Regions from separate parts of the Homo sapiens genome. Here region 1 is linked to region 2. Evidence: chromatin contacts called from ENCODE Hi-C or POLR2A ChIA-PET data. All regions are on one chromosome and are shown on one strand. The core of a region is the stretch at or near the end of the contact, and the rest is flanking DNA. Distances in the headings are between cores, read along the strand shown.

Region 1 (2,700 bases), core at 23-2,522, 96 kb before region 2:
AATTCTTGGCTATACTTTAAGGAAAACCTGGAAGTTAGTAACATTTCCTTTTAAAAAAGAAGAAAATAAAAAAGCCAAAATAATTCCATGTTTTCCAGCCTGATCATGATACTTCACACCAAGTAGCAAGAAAAGCAAAAATGGTAGATAGAGAGAGATGAAGCAAAAAGTAAATAAATAAACATGTGAAGACCAAGTTTCATGACAGTAAAAGGATGAAAGAAGGGACTCACGGAAGGAGGAGGGACATGTTCAGATTTAAATAGCAAAACAAACAAATACCAAACACAAAAAATGCACAGAGCATCTCAACACCCATTCCAATGTAAAAACAGTCAGGCTTACTTTGGTTTTAATGATACCTAGTATATTAAACATCTAAATTTCAGCCTAAAAGATAACTCCCAACCAGTAAAAGCAGGAAGGTAATCAATTCCTGGAGTACAGTGAGGAGGTTTTCAATACACCCTGGAGGCTGTTCTTCCTTAAGGAGGATAGGTGGGAAACACGTGGATAAAGAGAGAGGCCGGGCACGGTGGCTCATGCCTGTAATCCCAGGATTCTGGGAGGCCAAGGTGAGAGGATCACTTGAGTCCAGGAATTTGAGACCAGCCTGGGCAACACAGCGAGATTCCGTCTCTAAAAAAAAAGAGACTAGGCAGGAACATAAACACAGAAACAAGCTGATTCTCTTTGGTGCGACTTGGACTTTTTATCATTATTTATTTATTAGTATTTGTTCCTAATATCATTTACTCAATGAATAAATTTAAGTACGCCTCTATGTTTAGGGAGGGAGGTACAGATGACACCTGGCGAGATATCCCTGCACCCACGAGGAAAGCTACCTTCTGGGGCAGGCGGGTTTTTGTGAGTCACTGTGTGAGTCACTGCTCCCACGACCTCCCAAAACCTCCCAGTGACGGAGCTCATGCACGAAGCCAGAAATCCTGCTCTGACGAAGGACGCCTCCAGCCCAGAGACTGTCCTTTCCTTTCTGCTCTTCCTTGGCCTCAGCCTCGCCACCATCGGCATGCTCACCGTTGCTGGCAGAGCGCCTGAGATGTGGCCTCTTCACTCTGAAGGTGTCTGTCAGACAGTCAGGAGTGCCGCCGGGGACGCCAGTCCACGCATGCTCCCAGGTGAGGGGTGAGTTCAGGGCCTGGGTCAGACTTCCTGGTTTGAATGTGCATGGGTTTAATATGACAGATACAAGCACACACAATGGGAGGTTTTGTTTCTAATCAACTTTCCTGGATTGAAGAAAGCTGAATCACTGATAGACGCCAGCCGTCAGTGTCGTGCTGGTAAATGGTTAACCAACCAGCTCCCAAATATCAATTAATACAGTCCTGATTACAATGTTTGCCTATTTCCACGGTATACATATTTCTACCATGTCTAATATCAGGTTGCCAGCATGACACTGACCAGCCCACCAAACTCCTAAGACTATAACAGTTGGCTCTGGCAAGACAACTCACCACTCCCATGTAGAGACCACACGGGACCAAGGGAGGCTAAAGCGCCACTTGGCGAAACCACATTTATGCATGACATAAAACTACGATGTGTATATTTGATGTCTTCGAGAAAACTAAAGACAATGTAATTCAAACAAGGAATATTAAAAACTCCATCTCAAACCACTCCCTGAAATTTCTCGAACTCTTCTCTCAAGCAGGAAGGGTCTCCAGTGCGACAACCACATACCTGGCTTTGCGGTTCCCAGCCACAGCTTCTGCGGGGTCAGGGACGCTCGGCCGCCCAGAGGCATGCTCCCTGCCGTCCTGAGGGACCTCCAGGAGGCCACTTTTCTCGGCTTAGAGAGATAAGGTGACTCTGGAAAAGCCAACACGTGGATTCAGAGGTGCCGGACAGCAACATGTGAGCTCAACACATGAACTTCAGAAAGACAGAAATAGGAAAACAAAATCCACGAGCGTGGTGACTCTAGTCAAACATTCTGGCAAAAATGAAAAAAGAGTTACTTTACCTATATACTGACATTTCTCCTTTAACTTTTATTATAAAGAAATAGCATAATGAGGCCAGGCATGGTGGCTCATGCCTATAATACCAATACCTTGGGAGGCTAAGGCAGGAGAATCGCTTGAGGCCAGGAATTCAAGACCAGCCTGGGCAATACAACAAGACCCTGTCTCTATAAAAAATCTAAAAATTAGCTGGGTGTGGTGGCTCACACCTGTGGTCCCAGCTACTCAAGGGGGCTGAGGCAGGAGGATCTCTTGAGCCCAGGAGGTCGAGGCTACAGTGAGCTATGATCATGCCACTGCATTCCAGCCTGGGTAACAGGCTTTTCTTAAGAAAAGAAAAGAAAAGAATGGGAAGAATATAATGGGAAATATATGAATTCTACCAACATTTATTATAGCATTTAATTTCTCACCCCCAATTTTGAGAGATGTGCGTGTTCTTACACACTCACAGCCACAGTGAACACATCGTTTTGTGCCTTTTTAACATGTCACATTTTTAATGTCACTACATAGTGACAGAGCAATATTTAGAACTTAATATGTAAAATATCTAAAATAAATGAGAAAAATCTTACTGTTTCAGGGCATTCTTGATTTTGTATGAAAGTAAGGGAAATGTTTTAAAATTCTTTATCTGAGATTTTCCCTCTTTAAGTATAAAAAAGATAATAAACGTATGCAAAAACTAAGGCACTCTTAA
Region 2 (2,700 bases), core at 110-2,609:
AGAGACGGGCTCCACAGCCGCAGGCTCCGCACTGCTCTGCACCACCCAGGGGGCTGGCGGACAGTCACGACCACCTTGAGGCCCCTCCCGGCCTCAGCAGTCCCACCCTCCTACCAGGACGTCCGGGCACAGGCCCCAGCGGCAGCACCCATGGAGAGGTCAGGCGGGACCCAGGTCAGCCCTGCCAGGGCTTGGAGAGAATGGCTGGAAGGGACCCCTGCGGATGGGGGACTGGAGGGCCCACTCGAACACGGGGACAGGGCGGCAGGAGACGTGAGAATGGAGAATCCTGGCGGGGGCATCCTGGGGGCCAGGCCTCTTCAGACACACAGGCAGGGACACAGCAAACCTCCCTGTCACCCAGAGTCTCTGGAACTCACACCCCATGCCTCGCACACTCATGGGCTCACACAATCGTCCGGCCTGCAGCCAGGATACCCACCCACGAGATCACTGCACACGCACTGCACATGGCTGCACATGGCTGCACACACACCCACCTGCAGCAGCCCTAGGGCTCTGTGCCCCCTCCAGGTCCACTTCGGGCCGGTTCCCGTCCTCGGAGGCCCCAAAGCTGCCCGACAGCCTGAGACTCTCTCTGCTCACCTCCCTTCCTCCTTGAGGGCCCAGCTGGTCCCCCCCATGCTCAGCCTGAGGTGGGGAGCATCCTGGGTGTGGGAAAAGCCCTCCCCTCGCCTGCCAGAGCCTGGAATGCGCTGACCAGCGCCGGCCTAATCCTTGCTGTATGCCCCATGGGGTGGCTGAGCCAGTGGGGGCAGGCGGCGGGGGCCAGGGTGGGCTGGGGGACAGGCCCTGCAGCACCACGTGGTCAGACGGGACCTGGGAAGCCAGGGCAGGGGTCGGCAGCCAAGCCTCCCCTCCTAAGCCTGCCCTTGGCCGGATGGGAGGGTTCGAGTCCCTGGAGGGGCCCGTGATCCCGGAGGAAGAGCCGGGCCAGGGTCCCTGCCTAGACCTTGCCGTCCCAGTGAGAAAGGAGTGGCTGCTTTCCTGGATCCTGAAGGAGTGAAGTGGGTGAGAGTCAGGCAGGAGAGGGCTTGGGGGAGCAGGGGCAGGTGACCCATCTCCCTTGCGCCTGCACAGAGAACCAGCTGGAAGGGAGAGGCCCGAGGGGTAGGGAGATATGGGCTGGGAAGGGCCCAGAGACCTTGCCAAGTCACCCGGGGGTGGGGCCCGGCGTTCCCCACCCCCAGCCCCCCCACTCCGGGCGCTCCCCACCCCCAGCCCCACCCCGGCGCTCCCCACCCCCAGCCCTCCCCCGGCGCTCCCCACCCCCAGCCCCCCGGCACTTCCCACCCCTAGCCCCCCATCTATACCCCAGGCTCCCCGCGCCCTCCCACAGTGGCTGGGAGCAGATGGCAGTGCAGGTGGGTGAGACCCTGGACCTGGAGAAGGAGAACGGTGCAGGGCTGGGGGCTCCCTGAGCCACCCGTGCTCTCTCTGCACAGAGATGGGGTATGGGCTCTGGCCTCTCATCAGATCTCAGGGCTGAGAGGGCGTCAGGGTGAAGGTCCCCCCAGAGCTGGCCTGCTGGGCAGGTGTGTCCCTCCCACCCCAGCCCTGGTCACCCTGTCACAAAGACACCAGATGAACAGAGCCTTAGCCTATGTCTGGCACTGGGTTGGGGGCAGGCTGGGTGGGCAGGGACCTTCCTGGACAGATGGGATAGGGTGGGGGTGGGGGTGGGAGGGAGGAGGCTGCAGCCCCATGAGGCTGGTCCCCCTGTCTCTTCCACTCAGTCTAAAGCCTTCTGTGCGGGCGGCCTGGCCCCCGGCTGGAAGCTGCTGGTCCAGGGACATGCTGACTCTGGAGAGGACAGGTCAGCGGCACCGCCCTCCCCTCGCTGGGCCTTGGGCTGGGTGGCCGGCCCAGCTCTTTGCAGCTCTTGACCCGCACCATGTCCGCCCCAGGTTCGAGACTAACTTCTTGTTGGAGACGGGGGACATTGCCTTCCACATCAAGCCCCGGTTCTCCAGCGCCACTGTGGTGGGCAATGCCTTCCAGTACGGCCGCTGGGGCCCGGAGCAGGTGTCTAGCATCTTCCCGCTGGCCCCGGGGGAGCCCTTTGAGGTGACAGGGGCCTGGGTGGGGCCTGGGCTAGGCAGGGAAGGCCCGTGGGGGAACAGGGGGCCAGTGGGCAGCGGGTTCACGGTGGACGCTTACAGGTCAGTGGGCCAGGGCAAGGTCTGGGTGGCCTCCCTGGCCTCAGTTTCCCTACGTGTGCAGTAGGTACCCACCACCCTGGCTACCAGCCACCCCATCTTGGGAGAAAGGAGGGGACTTTGGGCTGGGGGCTCCAAGCCAAGGGACCCCCGGGGCCTGCCAGGCTGTCCTTCCTGGAGACGGCCGGCAGGCACATCACCGTTAAAAGCGGGACCAGACCCCAGGCCCTGGGGGCTGGCACTGAGGTCACTGGCCCCAGCCTGCCCAGATAGAGGTCAGCTGGGACGCGGAGCACTTCCACGTCTACGCCCCGGAGCACAAGGTGCTACAGTTCCCATGCCGTCAGAGGCCGCTGGGCGCCACCACCAGGGTGCGCGTGCTGAGTGACCACTGCCTGGCCCAGGTGGAGCTGGCCAAGAGGGGCCTGAGCTGGGGGTAAAGTCCCTGCCTCTACCCAGGTCCCTGCCCATTCCTGCCCCACACTGCCCACCCCAGCAGGGATTTTGCTTCTCACCCTGA

What was found. A loop is a pair of places that touch in the nucleus more often than their neighbours do. ChIA-PET counts read pairs that join two places held with the same protein, here RNA polymerase II (POLR2A). Pooled maps may share reads with other maps.
Region 1: a loop to region 2 is called in a map of adrenal gland, with 2.3 times the contacts of the local background. The contact joins the enhancer-like site here to the promoter of GRIFIN in region 2. A Hi-C loop is called at or near these places in 20 of 168 maps with a recorded cell type or tissue (B cell, CD14-positive monocyte, CD4-positive, alpha-beta T cell and 16 more), 4 of 37 single-sample maps with no recorded cell type and 19 of 50 pooled maps. POLR2A ChIA-PET finds 5 or more read pairs at or near these places in 4 of 52 experiments (GM12878, WTC11, activated naive CD8-positive, alpha-beta T cell and 1 more).

The regions. Positions count from the first base shown.
Region 1 is chr7:2,570,668-2,573,367 of GRCh38, reverse strand. IQCE (IQ motif containing E) reads right to left here. Exons shown (of 22, transcript NM_152558.5): 4 at 1,714-1,842; 5 at 1,042-1,176. Among named protein-coding and RNA genes, the nearest start is that of IQCE, 13 kb to the right of the region's middle. RefSeq lists an enhancer at 517-1,716. Within about 2 kb of position 1,272, at least 5 of the 41 ENCODE cell types and tissues checked have a DNase peak (open chromatin) inside an H3K27ac peak, as active enhancers do; they include adrenal gland, where a contact is called at or near this core.
Region 2 is chr7:2,475,057-2,477,756 of GRCh38, reverse strand. GRIFIN (galectin-related inter-fiber protein) reads left to right here and starts at 1,359. Exons shown (of 5, transcript NM_001394787.1): 1 at 1,359-1,385; 2 at 1,758-1,837; 3 at 1,929-2,088; 4 at 2,450-2,616. The coding sequence starts at 1,374.